Regions from separate parts of the Mus musculus genome. Here region 2 is linked to region 1. The links are chromatin loops, found by intact Hi-C in ENCODE. Cell type or tissue: left cerebral cortex. All regions are shown on one strand. Links, peaks and the distances in the headings refer to the core of each region. The heading gives the core; the rest is flanking DNA. Region 1 holds the start of Ifit2 (interferon-induced protein with tetratricopeptide repeats 2). Region 2 holds the start of Ifit1 (interferon-induced protein with tetratricopeptide repeats 1).

What was found. A loop is a pair of places that touch in the nucleus more often than their neighbours do. Peaks named below come from ENCODE experiments on the same cell type or tissue, not always from the same donor. Only the 100,000 strongest peaks of a DNase experiment are listed, where the experiment ranks them.
Region 2: a loop joins it to region 1, with 7 times the contacts of the local background. A loop is called at or near these places in 31 of 42 quality-filtered maps.

What each region holds. Positions count from the first base shown.
Region 1 is chr19:34,541,903-34,558,308 of GRCm38, reverse strand. Ifit2 (interferon-induced protein with tetratricopeptide repeats 2) reads right to left here and starts at 7,615. Exons shown (of 3, transcript NM_008332.3): 1 at 7,287-7,615. It overlaps Gm31417 (a long non-coding RNA gene), which reads left to right and starts at 13,580. Exons shown (of 3, transcript XR_386665.2): 1 at 13,580-13,763; 2 at 14,318-14,393; 3 at 14,894-15,021. In left cerebral cortex, for the core only: CTCF peaks have their summits at 6,243 (motif pointing right), 7,216, 7,734 and 10,153 (motif pointing left); DNase peaks (open chromatin) are centred at 6,174, 7,260, 7,702 and 10,147; H3K4me3 peaks cover 1,081 bases; H3K27ac peaks cover 1,111 bases.
Region 2 is chr19:34,629,952-34,646,357 of GRCm38, reverse strand. Ifit1 (interferon-induced protein with tetratricopeptide repeats 1) reads right to left here and starts at 5,469. Exons shown (of 2, transcript NM_008331.3): 1 at 5,371-5,469. The coding sequence starts at 5,375. It also overlaps a transcript of Ifit1bl1 not described here and a transcript of Ifit1bl2 not described here. In left cerebral cortex, for the core only: a CTCF peak has its summit at 9,209 (motif pointing right); DNase peaks (open chromatin) are centred at 9,205 and 12,632; H3K4me3 peaks cover 458 bases.

The sequences.
Region 1 (16,406 bases), core at 3,296-11,295:
ATATAGCTGTCTCTTGTCAGAGTATGACTGGGCCTAGCAAACATAGAAGTGGATGCTCACAGTCGGCTATTGGATGGATCACATGGCCCCCAATGAAGGAGCTAGAGAAAGTACCAAAGAAGCTAAAGGGATCTGCAACCCTATAGGTGGAACAACATTATGAACTAACCAGTACCCCGGAGCTCTTGACTCTAGCTGCATATGCATCAAAAGATGGCCTAGTCGGCCATCACTGGAAAGAGAGGCCCATTGGACACGCAAACTTTATATGCCCCAGTACAGGGGAACGCCAGGGCCATAAAAGGGGAGTGGGTGGGTAGGGGAGAGGGGGTGGGTGGCTATGGGGGACTTTTGGTATAGCATTGCAAATGTAAATGAGTGAAATACCTAATAAAAAATGGAAAAAAAAAAAGAAGAAAGGAGAGACCTGTGTCACAGACAGGCACAGGAGATCGTAGGGAAGAACCTGTCTCAGCCATCCTTCAAGTACAGGGGCTTCAAATGAGTACTGGCAGACTCATGACCAATACAGCTGCAAATTGACTCCAGACAAAACTCAGGACCTATACAGTTTAGCATATTTCTACCCTTCTTTTTTTCAACTGGTAGCCATATTCTGGAAACAAATTATCTCCATGATACTTCTAACAAACCATTTGATCATGTACTTCACACATCCTTCTATAAAGCATAAACATTTGTTGGCAAAACAGTCTCATATTTTATATTTATATAGGCGATATGTATTTCAATTTTATATAATGTGCAGATATGATTAGTTTGTAAATATTTACAGAAAGGTAAAATTAGTGATTCATTTAAATATCATTTAAAATTACAAGTACTCATATAAGTATATAACATTTAAGTATATATTTTATATGTAAAGTAATATAATTGCCATATGTTAAATAATATATTAGATATTACAAATAAAATGTGTGCACAGTATATATTTCATTTGCTTTCATTATTATTGCTTTAATCCTAGTTTAAGAGTTCATTTTTCAAAATTTCATTAAATTTTATGAGATTTCTTGCTTTCCCAAAGCCTAAAAGATTCCTTGTAGCCTCTCTTGTAATTGTACAATTAGGGCTATTTTCAAGTGTCCCAGCCGTGAAGTAAACTATACCTATTTTCTCTCTGTGTGTCCTTGTACTCTCTGCCTCTGCTTCTTGTCACCCCTGTCACAAGGATTATATGAGATTCAACTGAGAGAAGCCAGGATGGCAATGTTAGCAGGGGCTTCCATGTCAGAGCTCTCTGAAGCCACGAGTCTCTCTATCTCCAAGTTTGTTTACAGACCTGGGAATGGCTGAAATCTCAGCTATTCTTTGACAAGTCATTTTTGTGTCAGGCCAACTCTGCACAGGACTAATCTTGTGACTTTTTCAGCTTAGGAATGACCATTGGAACGGAGAAAGTGAACCAAGCTTTTACTATAGCCACTCCCTGAAAGAATTGTTCTCTCTGGCTAGAATCCTCTGGCAGCACTCACCAGGGCGCTCCCTCCAAGTCTGGTCTGATTCACAAAGGAAAAAGAAACTTAAAGAGCTAGGATGATGCTCAGAATGGGTGCACAGCATCTCTTGTGCCTCACATTTGTGTCACACTCTGCTTCCAGTTTACCCGCCTTGTGAGGAGAAGAATGAGAGGCTCTATAAAGCAAACATAAAAAGAAGGTAAACATGTCCTCATTAGGATAGCAGGGATGGGGATATTATTTCTTTAAAACAACTATGTACTGAAGAAAAAGTACTCAATCTGCAGACAGTGTTTTGTTTTCCTGGGAGACAAATGAGTGAAAGAGAACAGGTGGGTGGGTGTGATACATCATACATATGCAATCCCAGAGTCTGGGGAGGCTGAGACAGGAGGATTGAGAGGTTGTGAGCAGCCAGGCTACATGACAAGACTCTGTTTTAAGGAACAAAAACTAGACTGCCACCAGCAAACTCTAAACCCATGATCAAAAGAAGCTGTTTCAAATAGTTCCCTTAATGTACAGATAATTGCTCCCCCCCCCGTCTTCTTTCTATTTTTTCTGAAAGGCTGAGAATAGGTCTACACACCCATATTTACCTTCTGTCTACTAACCCACCTTTGAGGATTCATCTCTATCCATCCATAAATTCACTAATTGTGTATTCATCAAATCAATATTTATTGAGTTCCAACCGAATTTTAGACAGTTCCCGCGTCTCCAAAGCTCTGATAGTACTTGAAGTGCAAATGAAGATAGGGACACTTTTTGATCTTGGGAAAGAAAATGATATAATTAAGGTTAAATATTTCTAGACGGCAGATAGGAGATAAGGGTGGGATTGAACTCGTACCAGCTAAAGGTCAAACCACAGAGTGTTTCCAACCGATGTGGATAAACAAAGAGAGTCAGTAGTCCTATCCTCAGGCTTCTACATCTTCCAGCCAGTAATCCCATCATAACTCATTGTTGTGGCATATACATGGCTTGTTCTCCAAAACCTCCACCCAGTATTGCCAGCTGTGAAGCTGGTCCTTAAAAGTGTAACTGAATAGCTCCAGTGAAAAGTAATTGTATTCAAACTCCCAAGGCTATCTAGAGGAGATGGGGTTGGGATAGCAGAGAGAATCAGGTGTACAGGGGTGGGGGTGGGGAGGGGGAACCCTCATTGGTTCTTAAGAGAAACAGGTTGGGGCTGGGAGTTTGGGGAGAGCCTTGAACTGCAACGACCAGGAAATTTAGGTGGCTGGGGAGAGGCTAGAAGAGCCCTGTGGTTTTGGTGTCCACCACAGGTGTGTCCATGGGAACCAGATGCCTCATCATCCAGAAGTAAGGGATGATAGGGAAGTGGACCTTTCTGGCAGAAAGAAAACTCCTCACAGCTCCATGGGAGTAATCCACCAGCAGTCCTTCTGTCTCCCTGTCTACCTGTCTAGTCCCAGCTGAGCCCAGGATGTCATCATAGACATAGTCAGGTGGGCCTGCCTTTTGGAGTGCTTGGGAATTTTCTTCAAACCTAACAAAAAGGTCATTGGAACATGAAGGCTCTGACCTATGTAATAGATTAACCAATTGATGGACTCATAACTTCATAGAGTTTCTGCCAATTGGTGGAAACTAGAACCATTCTTAAAGGAAATGGGCCACTGGAGATGGATGTTCTTCTCAGACCCTTCTCTTCCTTTTCCTTACTTCCTGGTAGCCACAGGTGAGCAGTTTCCCCCTGTCACATCCTTCCATTGGGATATTCCTGCCTTGCCACAAGTTTAAATGCAGTGGTACCAGGCAACAGTGGACTGGAGTCTGTACAACCATAAGCCAAAATAAATCCTCTCACCATTCACTCCGCACCACCTTTTTTGGGGGGTGGGGGGAGAGAATACTAACCAGTGAGAATAAGTTGGGGGAATTCCAGGCAATAGATTATCCTCAAAACAAATCCCCCATAAACAGAAAAACCCAAAGCCTTCCGTGTATTTGCTGTGAGCGATATTACCTAGGGCTGTCTGACTCAGCGTCCCTGAGTTGCAGCTCCTTTACCTCTTTTGAACTATTTGCAACCTTTTAAAAGCTACTCCCTAACTCTGAGCCAAGAACTATCTCGTGTCTTACATCTACTGTATTTAATCTCTGATGTATGTGGTTGTTATCTTTTCTTTAGATGTCCGCCAAGAGACTCCAACAGGATAGAGGGCTTGCTTGCATAAGACGGTGTCATTTGCTTCACCCATGGCTCTAGAATTAGCACTAAGTGAGCTGAGCAAGTGTCTACAGGTGTGTCCAACCTTTGACCTGACATTGTCGTCTGTAAAGCTCTTGGTTCAGAACTACACTGTCAACTTACAACCAGAGAAGCCAAAAAAAAAAAAAAAAAAAAAAGCCCCACCATTTAACAATGCACTGTTCCAGAGTGGTACAAATGCTGACCAAACTTACACAATTCCAACAATAACTACCCTCTTAATGTACCTAAAGGGCCTGGAGCAATGGCTTCACAATGAAAACCACTGGCTGCTCTTCCAGAGGATCTAGGTTCAATTCCTACTGCCCTCATGGCAGCTCACAATTGTCTATAGCTCCAGTCCCAGGGGATCTGGCACCCTTCTCTGGCCCCTGAGGGCATTAGGTGTGCACACAATGCATAGACATACATTAAGATAAAAAACTTGTACACAGAAAATAATAATTTTAAAAAGATGTACCAGAAGTACCTTTTCTACCTTACAAGTATGGGGTAATTTCAATCTGCCCAGAACCAACATGTTTATAAAATTCTTTATAGCCAAAGCCACTTCAGCTCAACATACTGTACAAATGAACAGGGTGGAGTCAAGAGCTCATGCTCTGACCTGTAGTGCCATCACTGTTTCCTGTAGTCACAATGAAATCTCTGCACACTGCAGACAGCCTTTATTTGAAGCATCTGACATACCTAGGCATAAAATCAAGTCAACCGGTAGCCCTGGAGCTGAGAGAGCAAGTAAGATGAACATTTGGGAAAACATCTATACTTTAAAGGAGTCTAGCGTTACAGGAATAACTCCCACAATGTGACAGCCAGATCAGCAGAAATGAAAGTGGATTGTTAGCTTTCTAATTCCCAGACTTCTTTATTACTGCTATGTGATAGTGTGGAAAGAGAAACAGAAACTTAAAGGAATTTTGTCTCATGTGCTTGTAGGAGCTGCCTAGGCAGTTTCTGCAAGGCTCTTGTTTCATTGCTTAGATTATCAGACGTTTTAAGTCCACAGGGTAGGCAGTAAGGCTGACAAAATGGGGAGAGTAAGGACAGCCTGGTATGTCTCTAGACTAGAACCCAGGGCAGCTCCTACGGCCCCCAACATCTCCTGCAAAGCTGAACCTTCATCATGGAGCTAAGCACATACCTGGACCAGAGTGTGGAGATGTTAAAGGACCCAGAGGAATGAGAGGCAGTTACAGGTCTGCTGCATCAGGGAGGGGAGCAGGGAGAGGAACACAATGTGCTAGAAACTACAGAAATGCTTGCTCCCTGCTTCCTAGCGTAAAGGTAAAAATGGCTACTTCTTTTTCACACTGCAAATCGAAGGGCATTCCGGGGAAGCACTGAGATTAGCCAGATTGACACATGTGCCCCAGCTGTGCTTCTGTTCTAACCCAGGCACTGCCCTGTGAGCCTTGCAAGTGCCTTCCAACACAGAATGCCTTTCGAATGTGAAACGGATGTTGAGTAATACAATACATACTTTATTTCTGGAAGGATGGCCAAAGAAATAACGCCAACATTGTCCTCTAATAATAGCAGCAGCTGTCAACAAATCAAATCCTTCTGCATCTATGAGTGATCTCAGAGAGAAAACGCCATGAAACTGCATCTTAGCAGTGCCCATCTCTCTCTCTCTCTCTCTCTCTCTCTCTCTCTCTCTCTCTCTCTCTCTCTCATCTGAGCCTGCTGCCCATCTTTTTGTTCCTTGTCAAGACTCAAAAATCTCTTTACCCGATTTCAGTTATCAGTAAGCAGGATTACTTGTTAAACCCATGGAACAAGATTGAAAATCTTAAGGGACAGACATCAGTCAAAAGCATTTTTCAAAACAAGTAAATAAATACCCTTCATATCAGAATCATGATACTATAAAAATGCATCTTGCGCTTTTCAGACATCAGGTACAGAAGGCTGTCTTTGATTGGTGTGTTCCTTTTTCAGAATTGAGCAGGGTAGAGATGTAAACATCTCCCTTTGTAGAAGCACACAAAGTTCCCTCGAGTGCCATAGACAAAGTCTGTCATTGCACCTCTCCATCAAGGTCATTTGTCTCCTCTAGCTATCCCCAGATGATTGACAATGGTGATATCCTCATATATTTATCATTTTCTTCTGAGCATTAAAAACTGAGTTTACCATGTTCTCTAGCACAAGCAACTGACAGCAGCAAGTATACAGATATTCTTCTAGAAGAATGCAAGACCAGAGACAGCCCTTTACTTTAGAACCGTTTTCATTGTTAAATTAAAGTACATCTCAAAGGAAAACTACTGAACTCTTTTAAACAGCGGCAAAGCAAACAACCATGTGTGTCCCTGCTTTAGCAGTCACGAGTAGTTACTAGCCCTCATGTTTCAAGCATCCCAGGAATTTGAACCATGGCCATCATGATGTTCTGGACCCTGTTAAGGGCCAAATAATAAATATTTTCTCTGGCTTTGTGAGCAACTAGTCCAGTCTGCTGTTGCAGCGTAAGAGAGCACCTGATCCAATAAAACTTCATTTATAGAAGCAAATAGCAAGCTGGCCTCCGGGTGGCAGTTTGTTAACCCTTGTTCTATGACCCTGTGTATTTTTCATGCTCAGAGTATCTTGATGGTCCTATCTCCTCCTGCATGGTCTTTTCAGCCACTGCCTTACTCTTTTGAATAGCACACTTCTCAGGGTGCCAACGTGTTCTAATTTTTCCTTCTGTTGTCTCGGAGTCTTTGTTAACATTTTACTGAAGTATAAGTGTGATTCAGGCGCATGGCCTCCTGAGCAGTTGCTGTCCTGATGCTATTTACACTGCTTGCTTTCAGCACTCCCAAATACTTTCCTCATGAGGACACAAATACCTCATTGTGCCTTCTTCATCTCTGAACTGCACCCTAATTTGAGATTCCCAGTCCCTACTTCTAACGTTTACCTCTCTTCTTCCTTTACCAACATTTAAATCCAGAAAATATTTTAGAAAGAAGAAAGAAAGAAAGAAAGAAAGAAAGAAAGAAAGAAAGAAAGAAAGAAGGAAGGAAGGAAGGAAGGAAGGAAGGAAGGAAGGAAGAAAGAAAGAAAGAAAGAAAGAAAGAAAGAAAGAAAGAAGAGAGAGAGAGAGAGAGAGAGAGAGAGAGAGAGAGAGAGAGAAGGGGGGCAGGGAGAGGGCGAGGGAGGGGGAGGGGGGGGAAGAAAGAAATTCATTGTGTCCACTCTATCTCCACAGAGAGGAATTCCTACATCAGCTGTCATTTTAAAACACCAAACCTGAGGAACACAGGGAGGTTGGGGAGGGGGAGAGACCATTACACAATAACATGTTAATAGACTTACAGAGTTGAGAGGTTGTGGGACATTAAAAAGGTTTCTGTAATTTCTGGTGCATTCCTTCTCAAATAAACAACCGGAAGTAAAAAAAAAAAAAAGCTGTTTTTGAAAGCCTTTGAGTGAGCTGAGGGTGGGTTCTGGATAAAAGAGTGACTAGATATATAGCTTAGGACCCAGAGTCCACCACGCGCCCCTAGTGGACAGCCCAGGAAAACAAAAGTTGCGTCCACCCACATTTAAGAGCGACGACCACCTACCTCTAAGTCTCATCTTGGTGCATCTTGCTGATGGGTAAAAAAGCATTAACTGCAGAAGGCCAGAACTTGCTTTTCGGCAGAATGGACGCTGGCGAAGGGTGCGTGGCCAATGACTCCTGACTGCCGGGTGCCGGATGTAACCCCTACCCACACTTGGTGCTTTGAGGGATCTACTACTAGACAGGGCTACTCATTAAAAATATCTTGCTTCACTCTCTTTCCTACATATTTGCAGCGTTAGTCGGGTGTGGCTGGAATACCTTAGTCCTTTGGGGGACTCCCCGCTGTTTCCTAAAGTGAGCTCCATCTCGCTGGGTCCCCACATCACTAAGGGCGGGAAACTGCACTCACCCAGGCAACCTGGCTCGACTACAGCTCCCAGGGAGCTTTGTTTTGGGGTGGTACTCCATCTTAGCGCTGCTTCCTCCCACTGTGTCCTGCTATTGTCGCCAGAGGGTGCCCTTCTCCGCCGCTTTTAGCTTTATTATCCCTAGATGCTAAATTTGAGAGTTTGCAGCAGAAATACTTCCGGAATTGGGAGAGAGACGGTTTTATCCATTCTTCCAGGAAGCTCCCATGAATTTTCCAGCCTCTGGGTCTTGGTGCTCCAGCCCAGCTCTAGCATAGAATTCTCCTTGCACAATGCAAGACCAGACAGGATCCTTTTCTGTCCTTTCCTATTTTTAATGTTTACTGATGTTGCTAACTGAAGCGGATTAATTCGCAGACTGTAATATTCTGGACAGCAGAGATAATACCTAGTTGATTCTTAGAGGATGGTTCACTCATTTCCAGTTTCCTAATAGTCCATCTTAGTGAGGGACATGATCCTGAATTGAATTCCTGGATTTAAATTGAAATTGAGACTCAACTGGCTTAGGGGAGATGACTTCAGGGGCTTATATCACTTGACTTTAAGCCCTAGGATCTGAGCTGGGATGGGATTTTAATCCCAGGGAAAGTAAAAATCGACTCCTGCAAGTGGTCCTCTGACCTCCGTGTGGCACCCTTGATAAATGGATGGATGGATGATAGATAGATAGATAGATAGATAGATATAGATCCAGATAGATGGATAGAATGAAAGATAATGACATTCAAAGTCCTTTAAAAGAAAGTGAGGTTCCAAGGCTAGGATGTAGCTCAGTGACAGAGCTCTTGCCCATGACACTGGCTTCTGTCCCTAGGACTGAAAGGAGATAGGGGATGGGGAAAGGAAGAGTTTTAGCAGTGAACTGTCATTCTAAGGATCCATCATACCCCTCCCTGTTGCCTGGTGGTTAAACACTTCGGTCTTGTCAATTTAGTTTCTCTTCTAAATTGAGTCCCCCCCCCTCCCCCTCCCCCTCCCCCTCCCTCTCCTCCTCCTTCTCTTCACAGGCGATGAGACATTTTAATCTAATAGTGGTACTTAACACTACACAGGGAGTCACAGCTCCCAGAGGATCCCTAAAGGCCAAAGGAAGATCCAGAAATATCTAGAGTTGCTGGTCCCCTGCCTGTGGGAACAGGGGTCAGAAGGTGGCAAAGCAGGGGCCTTCCTGTCACTCATAGATCCAGTCCTGTGCACAACTCTTGAAGTCCACCAGCTCCTTGGGCTGAAACCACAAGCTGGGCTCTCTACAGAACCATTCTTACCAACTTGGATGCAAAAGTCTCCTCGGATGGTCACAGGCTTAGAGTGAGTGGGGTTGGTCTCTGTTAGCATCACCGAGACTGTCTTCACAACATTCAGTCCCTCCCAGACCACAGCACACATGACCAACGGTGAGTGTACCTTCATTACCATCAGGCCTGGTGGGCTCCAGCGGGAGCTTGTGGGAGAGATCATCAATCAATTTGAACAGAAGGGATTCCTCCTGTTGGTATGAAATTTGTGCGGGCTTTGGAGAACCTTCTCAAAGAGCGCAGCGTTGACTCGAAGGACCAGGACCGTCATTTCTTTGTAGGATATTTCTACAGGACCCCTTTCCTGGCAGGCAAACACAATGCTGCTCGTCTTATAAGTACAATTGTATTTATTGTCCCACTCTGACCCCCAAGCCATTCTTTATGGTTTTAAGAGAGGAATGTAATCACCGTACTGTGGGGAGAGATTCAGCTTCTTGTCAAGGGTTCTTAAAAAGCTTTTCCCAGCCGGGCTTGGTGGCACACGCCTTTAATCCCAGCACTCGGGAGGCAGAGGAAGGCAGATTTCTGAGTTCGAGGCCAGCCTGGTCTACAAAGTGAGTGCCAGGACAGCCAGGGCTACACAGAGAAACCCTGTCTCGAAAAACAAAAGCAAACAAACAAACAAAAACAAAAACAAAACAAAACAAAAAAAGCAAAAAAGCTTTTTCCTTGCTAGACTGTGTGACTCATAGGGAGATAGTTTAACGTGAGTGATCTAAGAAGACTCTCACTGAGTCAAGAGGGGCGGGAACTAGTAGGGATATAAGGCTAATGAGAGCAGAAGTAATAACATAAGAAGATAGGTCAGAGGAAAGTCTAAATGAAACTGAGGGCAGTGAAATATGGGGAGAATATGTTCAAAGTACAGTGATTCGTTCATGAAAATCGCCTTATGTCGCCCTGTATAATCCTTTTTAATTAAAATAAATTTACTCAGTAGAGAATATATAGCAATATATAAAGCAAGAAGAAAAAAAATCCAAAGTCAAGACAAAAATAAAAGCACACGAGAGTGAGAATGACCAGCCTTGGAACAAGGTCAATCAGATGCATAACTAGAGGCCAAGAAGTAAAAGATGAGGCCAGGGTATGTAGCTCAGTGGTTAGGAGCTAGGGTGGCTCTTCCTGAGGAGCTGCTTTCAATTCTCAGTTCCCACAAGGTGGCTTCACTTCCAGGGACTCTGGCGCCCTCTTCTGGCCTCTGTGGGTACAAAGCGCTCATATGAATCACAGACATAACATATTGGCAAAACGCATACACAGAATAATAATTTAAGGCCGGGTGTGGTGGCGCCCACCTTTAATACCAGCACTTGGGAGGCAGAGGCAGGCGGATTTCTGAGTTTGAGGCCAGCCTGGCCTACAGAGTGAGTTCCAGGACAGCCAGGGCTATACAGAGAAACCCTGTCTCAAAAAACCAAATAAATAAATAAACAAATAAACAAACAAACAAACAAATAAAAGGCGAAATCAGGTGAGATTAGATAATGAGTGACCCCCCAAACTTCTAAAATATATCAAAGTAGGAGATTCAAGCCATAACCAGGAGAAACTCAAAAATGTTTAGTTACCAGGTTTATCAATAGGAAAGCCTTCTTTCCCCCTCCCCCACCCAAACACACCATTTAATCTGTCTTCACCCCCCCCACACACACCACCACTCCAGAGATACTGTTCTTTAGAGCTAAGGTCTAGGTAGGCCCCTAACATTCATGAGTTACAGCCAGGTCTGGTGTTCCTGTTTCCCACTTACAGTACTGCGGACATTGTGGAGGATGATTGAGAAGGAGCCAAGGGGAAATTAAGGTGGTTTTTGTTTTGTTTTGTTTTGTTTTTTTTTTTTTTTTGGCCCTGACATTCTGCTGTTTGTTTTGTTCACAAAGAACAGTTCCAGGAAAAAAAGAATGAGGGGTGTTATGAAACAATGCGAAGCACTTACTGGCTGTTCCCACCTGTACCTTCTCTACCAACAGTAACATATTCATGTGCCTTACCTTGGCTCAATGACTGTGACTGTACCTCTCTATAGTTAGTGGCTTGGCAATTTTGTGTTGGTCCCTTCCTAAAACGTAATTGTGAAATGAGAAGAAATCCTAGACTCCAATTTATTAGGCTACCTGATGAAATATGATCAAAGGGTTTACAATTGCTTTAATGGAATTTACTGGAATGGTGATGGAAATATGTTTAGTATTTGAAATTAAGATGCTGTATTTTTTAATTGTATTATTACAATGTTTCTTAGACAGTCCTCATCTGAGAACCTACTATTGTATAGATCTCTCTGAACAAGGCTTGACTCTTACATAAGCCCCAAAGATGTCAGTCTGCTAGTCTGTGGACCACTCTGCCAAGATTTGTTCAACCCATGGCCCAGGCAGCCATGAATGTGGTTCAACCCAACATCATGACTTACTTAAAACACAAGGTGTGTGTGTGTGTGTGTGTGTGTGTGTGAGAGAGAGAGAGAGAGAGAGAGAGAGAGAGAGAGAGAGAGAGAGAGGCACACAGAGACAGAGACAGAAAGAGATGACCAGAGAGAGACTTTGATTTTCATAACTTGATTATATTGTTCTGGAATGATAACTTTGTGAATGATGTCATGTTTCAGTGTCAAACATTTGTGCTCCTCAGTTAGTCTCATGATATTAAAAGAATGGAGATATGATGAAGGTATGAAGAAACCCAGGCATACTTGGAAAAATTTGAGATCCAAACAGGGAAAACAATTATTGAAATTCCATGATCATCATAGGGATGGATGGGAGTGGTGTGCAAGCACATAAGTGTATGTCTTAGCGGTGGGAGATCTTAGCGGGTGCCAAAAGGAAATGGAGAGGCAGCGAGAACAGCTTGACCACTGAGTCCAAGCCTATGTGGAGACCAGCGGGGAAAGGATTGTCAGAGGTCCCTGAGCACTTGACACATAACTCAGTGCTCATGAAGTCCTTTGCAGCTGTCAGATGGTATGCTCTGAGTTGGATTTCAGAAACAGTTGGTGCAGTGGTATGTATACTAAATGAGAGAGTGATTAATAATGCTTGCCCACAGACACTACAATAGCCTCAGACCTTAAAAAACAGACAAGCAAACAAACAAACAAAAAACCTTACAGACCTGTGAACTCTCATTCCTCTCAAAACAATCATCTGATGCATCTAGCTAAGCAAGCAGGAACTGGGTAAGAGAACTTCAGAATTGGGAAAGGCTTAGGGAGTGGGAAGCAAGACACCCCATGCACACCTGTTTCCCCGGGCTGCACGTTGACTTCAGTGCTCCTGAGATGGAGAATCAGAGAAACCGTGCAGGGGGTCATTGAGAGCAGAATAACCTGACAGAGTATGAGATCAGCATCCGGTTCTATCGGGGTGAGGTGGAGAGCTCTAAAACAGGGTAGCAGAGAAGAGGGGTGGGTGTTTCCTGTGGCTGCAACGCAACAAGTTCAGCCTGTTCAACGTAAAGGAGCATCGCGGGCACAAGTTAGAACAAGGAAGAAACGAATAAGCTTGTTCTGTTGTGTGCTTTGGGGAATTCTGTAAGTTCTTGGAAAGACTGGACCTACTGCGTAGGATCATCCAACTGACCTAGCAGCCTACAGTTGGGAGGAAGTGAACTCCTCTTTCACACCCCCAGGGCTCATGGGGACCCTGTAGGAGAAGCTGAATCTGCTTCCGGGGGCCATAATCCTTTCACCCTTTCCCTTACAAAAGTCTCAAGGATTTGGCCCAGTCTCTGCCCTCACTCTGATTCCTCATCTATAACAAAATGTACACTACAGACCAAAACCCAATAGGACACTTCTTTGTGTCTTCTCTGGTTGTGTTTGCTTCTACACCATGGATTGTTCTTCAGAACACTCAGAGAAAAGTTGCTGTTGCTTTGAACTTATAATGAGCTTACAGAATGAAACACTGTTTGAACTTAATATTAACATCCTTCTCTGACTCCCTTTTTGTGTAACATTCTATCTAGGAGGTAATTTTCTAAGAAATTTTGTCCATAAAAAGGCCAGAGAAAAGAAATACACTGTTGACTTGGGGGGCTCTGTCCCATCCATCTATCCACCAAATGTATACATTATGTATATGTCTGTTTGTCTATGTGTAACTATACATGAGCACTTGTGGAGTAGATGAAACAGGTGGTCAGGCCAAGCCAGAATGTATGTATATATGAATGTGTATGTGCCTGTGCACATTGTCTATATAGATGAATTTCTTTCTTTCCTTTTCTCTTCTCTCTGGTTCATAAATAGTTAAGAGCTCAAGAGCCTCTCACCAGCAAGGGGCTCCTGGGTATCAGAGAAAGAAGCCCTAGCAATTAATCCTTTACTTAATCCTCCACTGCTAAACATCATGTGTTAATTCTCCAGATTTAGCACTTATTAAAGCACAAATAATAAGAGAGTTTCAGAGTAAGAGACCAGTATATATTTAAGCATAAAGAGTTAAGTCTTCAGAGCTTACTTAAGCACAGAACAACAAGAGTTAAGTTTTGAGCACAGCACAGTAAGAGTTAAGTCTTCAGCACTTATTTAAGCATGGAACAATAAGAGAGTTAAGTCTCTGGGATTTAATAAAGCATAGAGATTTACAAAGTACAGAGAGATAAAGAGGAAAGAAGCCAGTGAGTCAGCGATTTTCAGCTAGAATAAGCAAGAGAGTGTTAAGTCTCCAGAAGCCATCAGCTTCCAGTCCCCAGTACAGTTAGAGAGAGTTAAAAGGCAGAAGATGATCGGTCTTTTGGCCTTCGTTCAATGCTGTGGTCCGCTTCAGCTCTGGTCCCTTAAGTCCGGGCAGGTTTCCGGTAAGTAGGTAAAGTGTTTGCTGTGCTGACAAGAGGACTTGAGTTCAGATCTCCAGTACTCAGGTAAAAGGCTGTACATGTGTCTGGAGGACAGGGGAGTGTTGGAGATAGTAGAACCCTGGAACGCATTGGATAGCTCGCCTAGTCAATTCAGTGGGAGACTTGTCTCAAAAACTAAAGTGGAGAGAGACTGAGGAAGACACTTGGCACTGACTGCTGGGCTCTACATACAGACACATGACAGATATATCCACACAGACATACATGTGTGAATATACATATTGCACACACACATACATACACACATACACACATATATGAATGGATGGATGGATGGGTGGGTGGATGAATGAATGAATTAATTAAAAGGACAAACATTTCCACATTCATAAAGGCTAACGTTGCCACAGGGGTTTTGGAGGCTGCCCATGATGGCACTCTAGCCACCTTCCTCCTCGGTGTCCACCACCTGTGCCAGTGATTTTACAAACCGAGAGCAGCAGAAGGCTCTGCATCCTATATCCTGAACTGTGGGTTGACTTCTTTGCTTTCAGGGCCTGATCAGTTTCCTTCTTCATTATGACAAAATGAATCACGGTCTGCTGACAGCTAAATTTTGAGAAAGAACAGGTAAATTGAAATGGAAACCACAGGAATAAACCCTGACTTATTACAAGGATAGACTGCCAAAACATACCAGGAAGTGAATTACAGCGCAATGATTTTCACACGTTTGCTCAAGCCCATGCCTTTTAAAGTGGCTTTACTGTGATACAAACCACATGCCCAAAACCTTATCCTTTCTAGTGGGTTTTCATTGTCTAAGAAGCATGGTTTAATCATCCCATTATCTACTTAATTTAATTCCACACTATTCTCATCACTGTCCCAGCAAATCCATCCTACTGGTAGCCAATCCCCATCCCATTCTTATCCTCATCTCGGTAAGCAGTAATCTGCCCTCTGTATCCATGGATCCACCTTTTCTGGACATTTCACAGAGACGAGTCAGGCAATATGTGGGTTTCTCAAGGGTCATCTGGAGTGTAGCAGGGGTCATTGCTTTATTCTGTTTCTACGGCCAATGATCTACTATGTGGATATATTGTATGCAATTTCCTGTTCATTAGGTGATGAGTATTTGAGTAGTTTCCAAGCCTGGCTACTTCAGACATTCATCAGGGCTCCAGGAATGAGTCTCTTGTGGAATCTGTGGGACAAATATACTTGGGATTGCCTCAAGTGGTAGGTGACAAAGGTAAGAAACGCAGGTGCTATATACTCTGTTCAAGTCACCTATCAGCAATGGTCCCCTTAGAGGCAGCATCTAAACCCAGTAACTTTAACAAAGTAAATGACTCCAGATGACCTGTGTCGGGCATTTTCTCTGCATCAGGCCTCTGTTGCATAAGAAGAACCCAGCCCAGGAAGTGCTACTGGAATCAATATATTCAGCAAAACCTGTTATAAGTGATTGACAGAATTCTAGTTGTCACACATATGTCTGGGAATAGTAATTCTGAGAATGATCATCCCTGATTTGTACAAATTAGAAAGTTTAAAGTACTTAATAATTTGACATGGGCAGAATTACATTACAATAAAAAAGTGTTAAAAACTTAAAAAAATATAGGCTAAATATAGTACCTAAATAATGGCTATAAACATAATTTCCACTTTTTCTTTTTAGATACTTTTTCTTTTTTGTTTGTTTGTTTGGTTTTTTGAGACAGGGTTTCTCTGTGTAGCCCTGGCTCTCCTGGAACTCACTCTGTAGACCAGGCTGGCCTCTAACTCAGAAATCCGCCTGCCTCTGTCTCCCACGTCCTGGGATTAAAGGCATGCACCACCACTGCCTGGCTCCAAATAGTATTCTTAGAACTGGGTATAAATTGCTTTGTATCTCAGAAATCCATACAAATCAAGTGACTTAATTAGTCAGAGTAAATCAAGAAAACCTCATACTCATATAGTTACAATCCTAAGAAATAAGACACAGGATTGTATACACAAAATGTTCTGTTATTGTAAAACTTAAGTAATTACATGCTCAAATTGGTCTGGACCCGACACACACAAACACTGGTTTCCAGATATTTTTCTCTTATGGGCAAGCTTCTTGTATATTGTTTTTGTTTCAATACTTTTCTATCATTATTCAATTAATCTGGCTCACATATGGGATGACACATGTTCCATATGTAATTAAATGGTAGTAACTCTTAGGAACAGGACACCCCCCCCCACCAAGTTCTCAGCACAGAGATTTATTTGCCCCAGAAGGACAGAGGGCAGGGAATAAGACACAAAGGCAGGAGATAGAGGATGAGAATAAGAGAACACAGGAGAGGGCGATTACATTCCTAAAGCTAGCCACGAAGCTCCAATCCCTTATTTGGCCCCTTCCTCCTCCTGAGGCTGACCACCAACGTCCAGCTATCAAAGTATTGAAGTCCAGCAATCAAAAACCCCCTTGGCTCGCCTACTTAACACGCTCAATTAAAATGAAACACCTCATTTTAATGTGTTGTGTTCATGGTACAGACACAAATTCTGTAGCTTCTTATGTCCTTTCTTGTGCTTGGATGGATACACTGACTCCAGATAAATTAGTGAAAAACAAATTGCTAACACATTAATCAG
Region 2 (16,406 bases), core at 5,016-13,015, 86 kb before region 1:
CAGGAGCTTGGAGTACTTAAGGGCATACCAATAGAAAATGACAGCCATCCAGACACCTCCTGAGTCTGCCAGTTGGACTGAGTAGCTCCGGCATCCCCCGTTCATTCACCCAGTATATGTTATAAACTAAAAGCTTGGGACCATTGATAGCCCCTATATCCTCATCCTAATTCTATTGTAGGAAGCTTGTCTTTTTCTTTTTTTTCAGTCAAGCTCCCACTTACAACCCCACAGGGAGTCTTCTTTATGAAAACTACTTGCTGTGGTCTATGGATATCAGTTTTGAATACTGCAAGACCAGAATGCAGCATCATTGACTCAAAGAAAGCTTGGTGTGACTGACCAAAATTCTAAAAAGTCTCCAAGGCACTCCAACAACAAACATGATTTTGAAAACATAGAATTGGACTCATAATAAACCTAAAACAATCAACACTTTATAGTGCTAGCATGAATAGCCCTTAAAGAGAAAAAGGACATATGTGTCGCAAGAGTCAAAAACCAACATGTATGGCTGAGCCCTTCTGCCTTGGCTGCCATAGCAAAGTGACTCTGAACTCAGTGGCTTACACAACAGAGCCTTGTTTTATCATAACTCAACAAGTTGTAAATCTCAGATCAAATTGCTTGCTTATCTATGTAAAGCTTCATCTAGGAAGCATTTCTTCCTGACTTGCAGAGGGTCACTTTCTTGCTACATCCTCCCACAGTCTGTCCTGTCAGTACCATGAATTGAGAACCTTAGATTTGTTTCCTCCTTATAGGCAAGCCTCCCAGTCCTGTAGCAGGTGCCCTGCCCTTGTGTCTTCAGCAAACTTTAATCTATGTTTATACATTTTTACCTTTCTCTATGTACAATTACTATTCTTGTGGTTGATTTGGAAGGGGACCCAGTTTGAACATTAGTATAGCCAAGTGACTTAGTGACATAATTTCTAAGGTGTAAATCTGATGAAAGCAGTTTCTTTTGGGGATGTTTTAGGAAACATTAAGAGAGTTTAGTCACAGTTTAAGATGGAGAATAAGCTCCCAACAAAACATGGCAAGCAAGCTTTAAATCTTTGCATCTGTCTAAGAGGTCAGGGTTGAAAGAGCTTACTGAGTTAGAGATAATCCTGCAAGCAGCTACAACCAGGTCCTAAGAGAAGAGGCTGCCCAGAGTGTCAGTGTCTTGCTGTCACACTAAGGGAACCGTTTAGAGCAAGATTGAGCCACAAATTGAGTTCCCACTTTTCTCCCTAGGTCTTTTCCTATAGTTGTGGTCTGTTGTGTTTGTTGTGTGTGTTCCAGTGACATGTCTAACTGTGTATAGAGCCTGACATGCTCTCAAGGCAGTTTATCATCTTGGTTTCAGTCCTGGCAAAGGTTCAGTCTCATTAAAGGTAAGAAATATTTTTCAGAAAACAAGATTTAACCATGTGTCAAGGCATTCTACCCGGTACCTGACAAAGGGAGGTGGAAAAAGGAAAATGAGAAGATAACACGTTCTCAGCTAAAGTGGGGACTGAAAGTCTGCAGGTAACTACTTTGAGATGAGGACTTATGGGTTAGAGAAATAAGTACATATCTTATTAAGGTGATACATAGAGAAAGGTTCCTTCCATTTTGGGAATCTTATCATCTTTGGAATAGTTCTGAATGCCATTTCTCCTGGAAAGTCCAACTCTTTTGAAAACCTCACCAATAAGCATGCCCAAATGTGAGCGGAAAAAGATTGACACCAGACTTAACTATACAAAGAGAACAACGAGCAGCCAAGCAAAGACTGGAGAGGAAGACTCCCCCAGGAAAGAGACCAGCCATCGGTTGTCCAACACCAAAGGTTGAGGAAAGAGACCACCCATAGGTTGTCCAACACCAAATGGTGATTCCTGATAGCATATGCACAATTAATATTATAAGGACTTAACAGGTTATAATTAGAAATTTATGTATATGTACATGTGTGTTTGTGTGTGTGTGTGTGTGTGTGTGTGTGTGTGTGTGTGTGTGTGTGTGTGTGTATGAGGTACTTATGCCAAGGCATGCATACAGAGGTCAGAGGACAGCACAACATTAGGCACTGGTCTTCACCTTGTTCATTTGAGGTTGAAAGCCAAGTGCTTTCTCCCTCCTCTCAGTAGTAGCACTAGGATTCAACCCTGGCCCTTATGGTTGTTTGGTGAGCCCTTTACTCACAGAGTCATCGGCCCAGCACCATTTTAAATCTTCAAGGGAAGCAGTTGTGAGGCTCCCCTGACCCCTTGACATGGTATTTCAGAGCTTATGGAGTGTGTTGGGAGATTGGGGACCACAGAAAGAGCATCAGTGGCCATGAATTCTGGAAGTTTGCAGAAAAACACTATCAGTCCTTCCTTCCCTAGGCTTCAAGTAATGGAAGGAAGATGCCCAAAATGTCCTTGATGTGCCAACCTGGAGAAGAGACAGGGAGCATTATTCTTGGCATCGAAGGGTTCCTGAGTGTGGAGAGCTCTTGGTGCCACTTTCTAGGAATTTGACATTGGGCTAGAACAAGGAAATAGGCTCAAGATGGATACAGCTGAGGAAAGTGTTCTTTGTATATTGATGGGTCTTGTTAAGACCCTGAATAAGGTAATCATGGGACCTTTGTCTATGCTTTGTTTGTTCCTTATCTACTCTGTTTATGCTTTGTTTGTTCCTTGACTACTTTGTTTATGCCTTAGGACTGACCATATTCTTTGCATGTCTCTAGAATGGTAAGAAAGCAGACTGGAGAAAAATAAACACACATCAGCTTTAGAACTGGCTGGAGTCAAGTTATAGTGTGTCTAATTGTTTTTTCTTTCTTCAATATTCATTCCCTCCCTCCAGACCCTGTTGACTGAATGAGCTGGCTTGGTCAGCTGAGCCTGTGGCCCAGTGCTCCTTGGGCTTGTGTCCCTCAATTTACTAGTCCATTCCCATTTCCAGAATACTTTTTCTTTTCTAAGGAAATGTTTCTTTTCTCATCATTTGTGTCTGGTCCAATTCACTGATGCTGGACAAAAATATGTGGGTATTTCAACAGTGCCCCTGGAAAAGTTTGACAGTTATTCCTGGACTCTGGACTCTATCTATATAAACGTTTGATAAGCCAAGCTAGATAGAGACAAAAGGGTAAGAAGTTTCTGATCTTTCTCTCTCTGTCTATGTCTATCTGTCTATGTATATCTGTCTGTCTGTCTGTCTGTCTCTCTCTCTCTCTTTCTGTGTGTGTGTGTGTGTGTCCCTCCCTCTCTGTTTTATCTTCTCTCTCTGACTGTCAGTTGGGAGCACATAGGTCCTTGCCTCCTATAAACAGATAAACAGATAAACACTAATAACCTTGTATTTTGTGTTCTCTGTAGAGCCAGAACACATTAACCTCATACAGCAGGACCAGAGATGGCTAATAGCATAGGTAACCTTTGCTTTATTTGTATGGTCCGAGGCTCCCCCAAGCTCACACAACCAGGGATGGAAATGGTAATAGTCCAAATGACCTCCGTACTATCTGTATGACTTACACCATACCAGATTTTTCCCTGGGCCCTTCAGCTAACGTATGAAGCCTATCTCTGGAATTAATCCTCTTGAGAGAAGTCACATGTACTTTGAATTGAGTTTCAGTGTAATTATACCTCATGATACCTCCGTGTACACAGAGGATTGTATTACACCAGGAAACATTTTGCTATATTTTATTGTGCTGAAATATATTTACAACAAACAGTGCCAGGTTAGATTCTAGAAGTTTGAACCGACATTGGCTAAATTATATTCAACCAGATTTCCTTCTTACTTCATAGAGACCATTGCTCTGTTGGCCACAGCATTCTCAGAGACCCCATCATCTGTCTTTCCCTATTTCTGTGTCTGTGTCTGTGTCTGTGTCTGTCTCTCTCTCTCTCACTCTCTCTCTCATAACCAAATTCATAGTTACTCCTTCTTTTCCAGAGCACTTTAAGATGCTGGACAAGCTTCTGTAGGAATAGATTAATCCTGACCCAGGGGCATCAGATTCAATCTGGCTTTACTTTGCTTTCCCTGGCTACAGCATCCCACAGTTGGAATTAGAGATTGTACCTGCACCTTATGGGAAATAAAGATTTTGTCAGGACAGCTCAGAGGACTCTGAAAACTGGACAGCAGTAGCCCAGGAAGGTCTGCCTTGACTGGGAGGCTCACAAGGATCCTTCTGGGCTCTCTGTCTTGAGGTGGAGGTACATGCACCTATGCATAGCATCTGCTCTACCTTACCAAACTTCTTCTTACCTTCTGGACCAATTGACTTCAGAAGGGCAATAGGAGTAGGGGGCCCACAGGCTCAAGGGATCAGAGGTGACCTGATTCCCTAGGTCTCAGAGGTAGGCAGGAGAGCCTTTTTTCTTGTTAGTTATATGCTCTATTCCTCTGAACAGTTGCAAAACACAGATGTTCCATATCTCCATACTCAGGCTCAGGGTGTGATGTAGTGCCCCATGCACCATCTATTAAATCTGGAACCACTGGTTGGTGGTACTGTATCAATCACATTATCTTCCTGGTGATGTGTGGGGCCCTTGACTCAGGTATAGAACTTTTACCCACCATACCCTAAGCCTCAGTTGTGTGCCCACCGAGTCTCTGGGTCTCTACTTGCTCTACCTTATCAAACTTCCTGACATGGCTTTATATAACATATATTCATATATATTTATTCATATATATTTAGTTTCTTGGCCAAAAGGTTTTAATACCTCTTGTCAGAGAGAATAGAATTGACACATTTTTGTTTCTTAATCCTGGGGGGGGGGGGGGCGCGGGGAGGGAGGGAGGGAGAGAGGGAGGGAGGGAGAGAGAGAGAGAGAGAGAGAGGTGTTGCCCTGGCTATTTGTTTAGCCAGCCAGGGATGGGAATGAATGCGCCTGGAACAGAAAGCTTGAACAGCATTTCAAGAGGTCCATTGAGGGATAGGCTGGAAGATTCTGAGGACATGCTGGAACATTCTAAGGACTATGTCCTCAGAAGATCAGAAGGAGCATACTCTAACCTGCTGCTCACTTTTGGAGCACCAAGTGGGCACTGGTGGTCCTTTATTCCATTCCAGAGGGCCTGTTTGGTAATCATCTTTGTTTGTGAGCCGAGCATGCACTAAATTCTCTCCCAGGTACGTCCTACTACATGCTGTGAGACAGCCTTAAAAATCAAAACAAGCTTCCAGTCACACATCCAGCACCAGGCACACAGCTTAGTGGGGGCATTAAGCAAACTCCCTGGACCCTCAGGACAATTAGCATCCTTGTTCCCCATCAGCAGTAGAAAGAGAAGCTAGAGGCACACTCAGAAACAGCCACTAGCAAACGTCTGTGTCCTGGGTTCCCTCAGAGTGGAGAACAGGGAAATCCTTACCCCATGGTTGCTGTAAAGGTGGTAGCTGTTCTCTGGGTTTTCAGCAGAGCAGAACTCCTCAGAAACCTGCCTTGACTCTCTGCTCTCTTGCAGACTGTCACACCAACTGGAAGCTCAGGTTTTTTTTAAAGGGCTGGGTGAGCTAGGGGGTGTGCTCTTTTCAGTCAGCAGTGAGAAACTGAAACTGAGACTGGAAAGTGAAACTGAAGCCTGCAGTTTATCCAGGGAGACGCACTGTGGGGCACTGTGGGGTTTGCCCTACTGCATTCTCCACTGAAATCGATGAGGAGAAGGCTCTGAAACGGATACAGACATGTCGGATCCAGACTGCTGTCCAGAGAGAGAGAGTGAGACATCCCTGCCACCCAGAGACTCTTATCTGTTAGGTAGGGGCTGATGGAGGTGATACAGATAAAATGGAAAGCAGACTGGCATCTTCAGAAGCAGTGTTGTTCTTTCTTCCAAGCAACTGAAGGTCTGCAGTTCCTCCTTGGAAGTGAGACTTTCCCATGTGGCACTAGGGGGTCTTAGGATGGCAAAGGGAAAGTTTGGGACTGGAAGAGTGAGTTCTCATGCATTGTGGAAGTGGAAGAAGATACTAGCTGGTTTGTTGTGTGTCTATCCTTAGCATCTTCCACAGATGTCATTATTCACCTGCATTGACTGGTCCATAGCTTCCCAGCCTATCCGAAGCCTTAGGAATACAGTCTTTATAAACCAGGACAGTTTCCCATTGCCCAGAGAGCTGTAGAGCCATGCTTTGTGTTAACTTCTCCTGAGGTGACTCTAAAGGGTTCTTTCCACCAATCATAGTCATGTTAACAAGAACCAAACATGGAATCCCTAAAGGGTGATGGTTATTCAGAGCCTTGATGCTATCCCACTAATAGCAAGGCTACTAGATGGGTCAGTGGTTAAGAGCACTCACTGCTCTTCTAGAGGTCTTGAGTTCAGTTCCCAGCAACCACATGGTGGCTCACAAGTATCTGTAATAGGATTAAATGCCCTCTTCTGGTGTGTCTGAAGACAACTACAGTGTGTTCATACACGTAAAATAAATACCATTTTAAGGGCTAATAGCAATCTAGGGAACTACAGACAGTGGGGCTCACACTGTTTCAGGTTGAGGTCAAATACTTTAGTCTGTTGTCTTGGTTAACCTGTAATCTCAGCCTTTATTGCTGTCTAGTTCCTTATCCTGACCTTTGATGTCTAGGTCCTCAAATTCAGCTCATCCTTCTCACCTCCATATATTAAAAATATTGAAAGAAGTTAAACATCTAATCCCATCTCCTTGATATAGTGCTAGCCTCTCCTGAGAGTTATCTTTGACCAGGTAGGTACAGCCCTAACCCCCCCCCCCCATCAGCTGACACCAAGACAGGAGTTGGCCCTCTGGTCACTTTCTCCAGTAAAGTTTAATTTTAGAGAACCTAGAGTTATGTGTCAGTCAGATAACTAGGTATATGTTAGAGAGTTAAAGTGTTTGCTATCAAGCCTGACTCCTGGGTTCAGTCCCCTGACTCCGTGCTGGCAGAGAAGAACTAAATCTAGAGTGTTCTAACATGACTTCACACGAATGTCATAACACCACCCCCACAGACACACTAACAAAAACACAGTTACACACATACACACTCACCCATACACATACCGGCTACACACTTCACTGAAATATAATATTAAAACACTTAAAAATGGACAGGGTTGAAAGGATTGTGTTAATAAGGCTCTTAACTCAAAATTGCCTTTTTCTCTTTTGTTTTTCATTTTTTCTTTCTTTTTGTTTGTTTGTTTGCTTGTTTGTTTGTTTTACATTCTGACTGCTGCCCAGTTCCACCATCACACCCTCCATGGCTATTCCTTCTTCCCTGTCTCCTCTGACAAGGGAAGGCCCCTATGTCCCATGGGTACTACCACCCACCCCCACCCCCAGCCCATCAAGTTGCAGCAGGACTCAGAGCTTCCTCTCCCACAGAGGCCAGACAAGGCAGCCCAGCTAGCAAAAAGAGACTGAAAGGGAGTAACAAAGGTAGAGACAGCCCTCGCTCCAACTTTTAGGGGACCCACATGAAGATCATGTGGCACATCTGCTACAAATGTGTATGGGGCCTAGGTCCAGCCCCTGCATGCTCATTGGTTGGTGGTTCTGTCTCTGTGAGCTCCCATGGACCCAGGTTAGTTGACCGTCTTCTTCTTCTTCTTCTTCTTCTTCTTCTTCTTCTTCTTCTTCTTCTTCTTCTTCTTCTTCTTCTTCTTCTTCCTTCTCCTTCTCCTTCTCCTTCTCCTTCTCCTTCTCCTTCTCCTTCTCCTTCTCCTTCTCCTTCTCCTTCTCCTTCTCCTTCTCCTTCTCCTTCTCCTTCTCCTTCTCCTTCTCCTTCTCCTTCTCCTTCTCCTTCTCCTTCTCCTTCTCCTTCTCCTTCTCCTTCTCCTTCTCCTTCTCCTCCTCCTCCTCCTCCTCCTCCTCCTCCTCCTCCTCCTCCTCCTCCTCCTCCTCCTCCTTCTCCTCCTTCACCTCCTCCTCCTCCTTCTTCTTTCCTTTTGGTCTTCTTGTGATAACCTTGATCCCTCCAGCTTGCTCAATCCTTCCCTCACTCTTCCACAGGACTCCCCAAAATCCACCTGATGTTTGGCTGTGTTCTCTGCATCAGTTTCTCTCAGCTGCTGGATGAAGCCTCTCAGGAGACAGTTCTGCTAGGTTCCTGTGTGAAAACATAACAGAGTATCATTAATAGTGTCAGGGATTGGCTCTCTTCCATAGGATGGGTCTTAAATTGGCCCAGACATTGGTTGGCTCTTCCCTTCATCTCTGCTCCATCTCTATTCCTGCACATCTTGTAGGCAGGACACATTTTTTCCCCTGGTTTAGCTAATACTTGTTTAAAAATTTTTATTGGTTATTTTATTTATTTACATTTCAAATGTTATCCCCCTTTCTGGTTTCCCCTCACCGCACTGGCATTCTCCTACGCTGGGGTATCTAACTTTCACAGGAACAGGGCCTTCCCTCTCAATGATTCCAGATAAGGCCATCCTCTGCTACATATGCAACTGGAGTCATGGGTCCCTCCATGGAGGGGGAAAAGCAGGGAGATCAGGTGTGGGAAGAGATGGGGGAAATGTACAGAGAGTCAGAAAATTGAACAGAGGCATATAGCAATGGAGGATGGGGGACTGGGGATAGCTACCAGCATGTCCCAGATGCCAGGAAAGCAAGAGACTCCCAGGCTCCATTGGGGATGACATTAGCTGAAATACCCAACAAAGAGGAGAGAGAACCTGTAGAGACCATATTCTGAGGGTAGGCACAACCCCCAGTTGAGGGATGGGGCCACTCACCCATCTCAAAAATATTAACCCAGAATTGCTCCTGTCTAAAGGAAATACAGGGACAAGGAATGGAGTAGAGACTGAAGGAAAGGACATCCAGAGACTGCCCCACCTGGGGATCCATCCTATATGCAGCTACCAAACCCAGACTCTATTGTTGATGCCAAGAAGTGCTTGCTGACAGGAGCCTGATATAATTGTCTCCTGAGAGGCTCTGCCAGAGCCTTATCAATACAGATGTGGATGCTTACAGCCAGCCATCAGACAGAGCACTGGGGACCCCAGTAGAGGAGTTAGGGAAGGAGTGAAGGAGCTGAAGGGGTTTGCAACCTCATAGAAAGAACAACAATATCAACCAACCAGACACACACCCTCCCAGCCCCCAGAGCTCCCAGGGACTAAGCCAACAACGAAAGATTACACATGGAAGCTGTACACATTTTTGGTTGAAGGATTTGTGGATTTTTAGCGTCTCCCTCTTTCTACTGGAAGTTCCTCCTTACTCCAGGAGGTGGCAGCATCAGCCTCTATATCCCCTGCTGCTAGGAACCTCAGCTGGGGTCACTCCCATAGGCTTCTGGTCCTTCCCTATCCCAAGTCTCAGGCTCTTCCTAGAGATGCCCCACCACCACAGATTTTCCTTCTCTACTCCAGCCCTCTAGCTCTCCCTCCCCACACCTCATCCTCAGCTCGGTTCCCCTCCCCATGCCCTCTCCCAGCCAGCTCCTTTCCTCTATCCACCTCCAATGTCTATTTTATTTTCCCTTCTGAGTGAGATTAAAGCATCCTTCCTTGGGCTCTCCTTGTACTTAGCTTCCTTGGGTCTGTGGATAGTAGCATGTTGTACTTTATGGCTAATATCCACTTACAAGTGAGTTCATACCATTCATGTGTTTCTGGGTCTGGGCTACCTCACTCAGGATGATATTTTTAATTTCCATCTATTTGCCTGCAAATTGCATGATTTTTTTTTTAAATAGCTGAGTGTACTGTGCATTGTGTAAATGCCCTGCATTTTCAGTATCCATTCTTCAGCTGAGGGGCATCTAGGTTGTTTCCAGTTTGGGGCTATTACAAATAAAGCTGCTATGAGCATAGTTGAGCAAGTGTCCTTGTGGTATTTTGGAATGCCTTTAGGTTATATGCCCAAAGTGATAGAGCTGGGTCTTGATGTAGATTCACTCCTAATTATCTGAGAAACTGCCAAAATTATTTCCAAAATGGTTGTACAAGTTCACACTCCCACCAGTAATGGGGGAATGTTTACCTTGCTCCACATCCTAGTCAGCATTAGCTGTCAATTGAGTTTTTGATTTTAGCCATTCCGATGGGTGTATGGTGTATGTAGGTGTGTCACTGTGGGTGTGGGCTTTAAGACCCTCATTCTAGCTGCCTGGAATCCAGTATTCTCCTAGAAGTCTTTGGATGAAGATATACAACTGTCAACTCTGCCTGTAGGATGCCTACCTAGATCCTTCCATGTTCCTATCTTGATGATAATGGATTGAACCTCTGAACCTGTAAGCTAGTTCTAATCAAATGTTTTTCTTTTTAAGACTTGTCTTGGTCATGAGGTCTGCTCACAGAAGTTGGTACCAGGAGTGGGGATATTGCTATGATAAGCCTGACCATGCTTTTGTTTAGAAGAATGTGGATTTGGGGACTTTTGATTTGGAAAGCAGAGGAATGCTTTAAGTGGGGGCTTAATGGGCTATGCTAATAGGAATATGGAAGACTTTGTTACTGAGGGTAATTTGAATTGTGAAGACCTGGCCCTAGAGGTTTCTATGGAGAATTTCAATATGTGGCCTAGAGACAGTTTATGGTATTTTGGTGACAAATGAAGCTACTTTTTACCTTTGTTTGAAGAGTCTGCCTGAGGTTAAGGTGAAGAGACCTAGATTAATTGCCTTAACAAAAGAAGTCTCAGAAACGCCCATCTTATACTTTGTTTCCAGGTTAAGTCTCTTGAAGAGCATTGTGTACAAGCATAACAAGCTGAGAAAGGAAAAATAGAAAATATATGGTTTAAGTATTAAAGGGGCACCAAGAAGTGAAATGGAGTTGAATCCTGTGTTCAAGGATATTAAATTGAATTAAGGAATTAGTGACCTTGGGACAAGAACCCACCAAGCTAAGTTTAGGTCCACACATGGTAGTACAAGCCTTTAATTCCAGGAGGCAAAGACAAGCAGATCTTTGAGTTCAAGGCCAGCCTAGAACAGAGCAAGTTCTAGGTGAAGAAAAACTTAAATCCAGGCTTGATGGACCACACTTTTAGTTCCATTGCTTAGGAGACAGACATGCAGATCTCTGAGTTCAAAGTCAGTCTACGGAGAAAGTTCCAGGACAGGCAAGCTTAGGCAGTGAAGGAGTTGGAAAACATAAAGCTGGTGATAATGTAATAGAACAAGGGGGCTATGTTCCAGCCACATACCTCACATAAAGCACTAATAATAATTTAAGTTTGATGAAAGGATTGGATTTAATAAGACTTTATTCAAATTGGTTTATCTCTTACTTTAAATCTGCCTCTCTTTGAGCAATCGGTGGGTCTTATTTGATACGGCAGCTGTCTAGGACCCTCACGTTCCTGTATCTCCCATAAGATAAGTCTATTGATTCATCACACTGTGCTCATATGGAATTTCTCTGTTGTCAGTGTCTTCCATGTGTGGCAAATAAACACATCTTTCTATTTCCCCAGGAAAAGTGATATAACAGAAGACCAACACTTGGAAGTAAGTTATAAGCAGTATAGATTCTTCCCACTATATCACATAGAATTTGCTTCCTTTGGCTTCTATAAGTCCCTGTGGGGATTTGAATAAAAATGGCTCCCATTGCCGGGCAGTGGGAGCACACGCCTTTAATCCCAGCATTTGGGAGGCAGAGGCAGGTGGATTTCTGAGTTCAAGGCCAGGCTGGTCTACAGAATGAGTTCCAGGACAGCCAGGGCTATACAGAGAAACCTTGTCTCAGGAAAAAAAAAATGGCTCCCATAGGCCCATAGGGAATTGCACTATTAAGATGTACAGCCTTGTTGGAGGAAGTGTGTCACTAAGGGCTCAAGCCTCAGATGCCCAAGCTAGGCTTAGTTGGTGTAAACCTCTGAAACAATAAGCCAGCTCCAGTTAGGTGTTTTCCTTTACAAGAGTTGCTGTAGTCATGATGTCTCTTCACAGCAATAGAAACCCTAACTAAAACAGTCACTATCTACTGGGGTGTTGTTCAACACTGCTTATGCTTTTCAACTCAAAGGATACTGACATGGACATTCATATATCCCACACAGTGCCCGGAAAGCAACTGGCTAGAGATGGCCCCATTTGTTCCCTTCCTTAAGTCTAGCCATCCCTATTTTACTTTTTCAGAAAGTAATTCACAAATCCAGTCCATTGTCAATTGAGAGTGCCAGTACAAATCTCTGATAAACATGCTGACTTTAAATATTATTTATTTAATCTTTTATTTTTACGAGCACATGTGTGTGCCTGCATGAGTTTATGTGTACCACGTGCATGGAGGAGACTAGGGGGACAAGAAGAGGGATTCCTCTGAAGCCAGAGTTACAGATGGTTGTGAGCTACCATATAGGTACTGGAAACTGAGCCAGGTCCTCTGCATAAGCAGTAAGGGCTCTTAAGCACTGTATCACCTCTCTATCCCAAACACACTAACTGCAATCCTTACCATAAAAGTCAAGTTGGACGTTTAACTGGATGTCAGAACCAGTACTTTACATCGTCTGCTTTTTTATTCTGTAGTGATGCCCTGGCCAGAGAGGAAAGACCATGATGTCTCCACTTTGTTTACTAGACTACTGAAACCAGAACCCTAAAACAAAGGGTGCAAAAATTCTTTGGTGGAAGAAGTGAAAGACTAAAAAGCTTTGGTACCGGAGCACCAGAGGAAGAAGTTGCCTCACATGGAGAGATTTCCTGCAGTTGTGTCAAGCTGTTTCACAGTTTGATTTACACAATCTGTTTCCAGGCTTCTGTTTCCTCTTTAATGTAAAATTATAACTCTGCTGCTGGGGAGGGACAAGGAAAGTAGAAGTCTTTCTCTTCCTGACCTGACCAAACTGTAAATAAATAAACCCATCTTCCCTTTCCGGTTTCTGCTTAGTATCTCTTCATTAAAGGAGGCAGTGGACTTCATAGACACAGGTACCTGATAACAGTTTGGACACAGCCATTAGACCAATGCCTGGCTAACTGATGCCTGTGGGTACAATGTAGGGATGTGTCTAGCTGGTTGGCATGTTATTCTGATTGCCTAACTCTCAGGTATCAGTTGCCTTTGAGTGCCTATTGGTATAGAGACAGTAATTTTGGGTTTTAAACCATTCTTTTCTGTGAAAAATCCTCTTAGTTGTTTGGCTTTATCATTTGGACAGTTTCCAATGAACTCTTTAAGTTAAGACCTTGCTATGTTTCAGACCCTACATGCCAAATTGTAAAGACTGTGTACAAACCACTCCTCAGCATGAAGGCTTGGTTGAACCAGAGATGGAGTGTCTGTCACTTAGTTGTCTGACTAGGAACCTCACCTATTTTTGGAGAATGCCCACTTTGATTTTCAGTAGAGCCTAGTGTGTCATCTTGTGTGTTTAAATTTTGGGCTATCCCTATCTCTCGTGTTTGAGGTGTGACACTCACTTGGATTCGCCTTGGGTTGATCTGCAGTACCAGCTGGTATGAGATCATTTATCACCCACACGAGAACTTGAATGAACTTGGGGATTGGCTACCATGATGTACAAACTCAGAAGGCTAAGGTTCTTAGAAAACTTAGGTTTTTGTTTGTTTGTTTCTATTTCAATACACTTAGGAGGAATCTGTATTATAATTTGTGTGCGTATGGGAAATAACTAAACATACTGCATGTTGATGGCCCTTAAAGGAAATTTTAGGTGATTTTTTTTTTTTAATGAGCACATTGACTTAATGCACTACCTGTGTCTATGACTATTGACATGATGAAGGCAGAAATTTTGGTGCCTGAGACAACAGTTCCATTAAAGGTTTATCTACATGAGGGTCCCATGGACTCCAAAGAGCTGAGATATTTATGGTCTGTGCACTCTGTGTGCCTAGCAGCAAGGAGCTTCTGAACAGCAAATACATTGAGTCTTATATCTTTCTTTCTTTTTTTTTCCATTTTTTATTAGGTATTTAGCTCATTTACATTTCCAATGCTATACCAAAAGTCCCCCATAGCCACCCACCCCCACTCCCCTACCCACCCACTCCCCCTTTTTGGCCCTGGCGTTCCCCCGTACTGGGGCATATAAAGTTTGCGTGTCCAATGGGCCTCTCTTTCCAGTGATGGCTGACTAGGCCATCTTTTGATACATATGCTTCTGAGCCAACATATCACACTGTGGTTGCTCTTTTTCTCACTACTCTGCTAAAATGCCTGTCAAAAGCAGCTTAAGGGACAAGGAGTTTATCTCAGCTGACATTCTGAGTGTTCAGAGCATCATGGTAGACTCCTCAGGCACAGTTAGCACAAAGGCTTGGGGATTTATTTTCACAATAAGGAATACGATAATATGCATTATTTCACTAGGGAATATAAAGCCCAGCCAGGATTAATATACATTGTATTTTAAAAGTACACACACTTCTCTTCTCTATTTTGTTTTGAGATATCTTTCAAATATGTTTCAAAAAATAGTTCTTTCTCCAAAGTAAGCTAGCCTTCAAAGAACTGTCTTCACTCTACTGTTGGTTGTAGTGCTGTTTACTAAAGGCAAGATAAGGAGTTAACCCATGTTCTGACAAAGAAAGGTATTTTGTTCCAATACCTCAGCTACACTAATGCCCTTCCCCTCTTAGGCCTTACTTGCCCCCCTGGCTGTACAATGACAAAGCCACTTTGAGCTTCTTAATTACCATTCAGTCCACAGTGCTGTTTGTCCAGCTACTCAGACAGAGTGCAGTGTTTGTACACTTCACATGACCAGAGTTCTCTTCTCCCACAAAAATCCTGAAACACTAATTGACCTTAGGGTGAAGCAAACACTAAGACTTTCAAACAATTCCTCCCAAAGTTGGCCAAAGGAAGGCTTGACACAGCACTTACTCTGCCTACTTCTCAGCTCTGTGCTTTCATCCAAATGAAGGAATAGCCCTTTGGTGACTAACCTGAAGCCCTTTTGAGCCTCATGGTTACAACAGCAAAGTCGTAACTGTAGGTAACAGTCAGTGTTCCTCCTTCTTGCTTCGCTGACCTTTCTCCCTGTTGCAATGGCTTTGAATTCCAATATGCTTTGTTTTCAAGAACAATTTTTTAGTTTTACAGAACAAATACAGACAGAAAATAATTCTCATATACAACCCTGCAAATTACACATCTTCCAGAATTTTCCCTAACAGTGGGGTGTATATGTATGTGTGTGGAGGACAGTGATCAGTGTCAGGTGAGATCCTTAAAAATTTCTTGCCCTTCATCACTGTCATCATTATTGTGTGTATGTATATATGTGTGCGTGTATGTCTCTGTGTGTATCTGTGTGTGTGTGTGTGTGTGTCTGTGAGTCTGTCTGTGTATGTTGTGTGCAAATTGTGTGTGTTGTACTACAGTGCATTTTAGACTATGGGAGGACAGCGTTGTGTAGTGTCTTCCCTTTTGCCTTTATATGGGTTCCCAGGTTTGAACTAAGGTAGCCAGACATGGTTGGCAAGCCTCTTTACTTCACTAATCCATTTTGCTGACCCTCTACCCTAAAGTCTCTTACTGAACTCTTGAGTCCACTCACACAGCTAGGTTGCTGAGCCAGCAAGCTGTATGAATCTGTTTCTTTTCACCTCTTTTTTTTGTTTAAAATAGTTTTATTTTCTAATTTAACTGTGTGCTTGAACATGAAAAATTACCTTATCTTAAACCATATATACTGAATAATTTTGCTTAATATAGAAAACATATTCAGTAGATTGTAGAATAGGTGGGAGGAAAAAGATAAATATTTGGATCAGTTAAAATATTCCAGTTAATTTGATGAGTTACATTTTATACACATTTTCAGGACAGACACAGAGAAATTGACATAAAGGTTAGCTTTTAAAATGTCTCAAACTAGGAAAGTCCTTTTAGTTACTGGGGTCTCTCCTACTTAGAGTGAGCTGATGCAGTCACAACTGTGAGCCACCTTTCCCAGTGTGCTATGAGGGTGCTAAGGAGGGAAGGTCAGGGAGCAAAGTGTTGGAGTCATGACATGGTGAGAGGGCTTATGAGAGACAGTCAACTCGACTTTTATAATAGACTCATTTTCCTGATAAGTAACCAATCCCTTTCATAACTCATAATCCATTAATTCACAAATGGATGAAACCATTCATGAGGGTTCTGCCAATTACATTAGAGACTTTAACGCTGCTATATAATAGGTCTTGCGCGAGCCCAACTGGCCAGGAAGAATGATGCTGTTACAGGATCCTTCTGCACACGTTTATTCAGTCCTGTTTCTTCTTTCTCTATATCTCCCTTGTTTATATCTCCCAAGAATAATAATCCTCTCTCGAATAATAATCCTCCCTCTAACCCGGGCCTCTCACTCTTATATACTCTCAGCCCTCATCCACTCACAGCAGGCCACATCACCTCACCAGGTACACAGCTTCAGCTAATCAGGGCAGCAGGGGCATATCTCCACCAAAATGGATTCACCGGTATACTGGTACACCTGCGTAGCTCTCAAG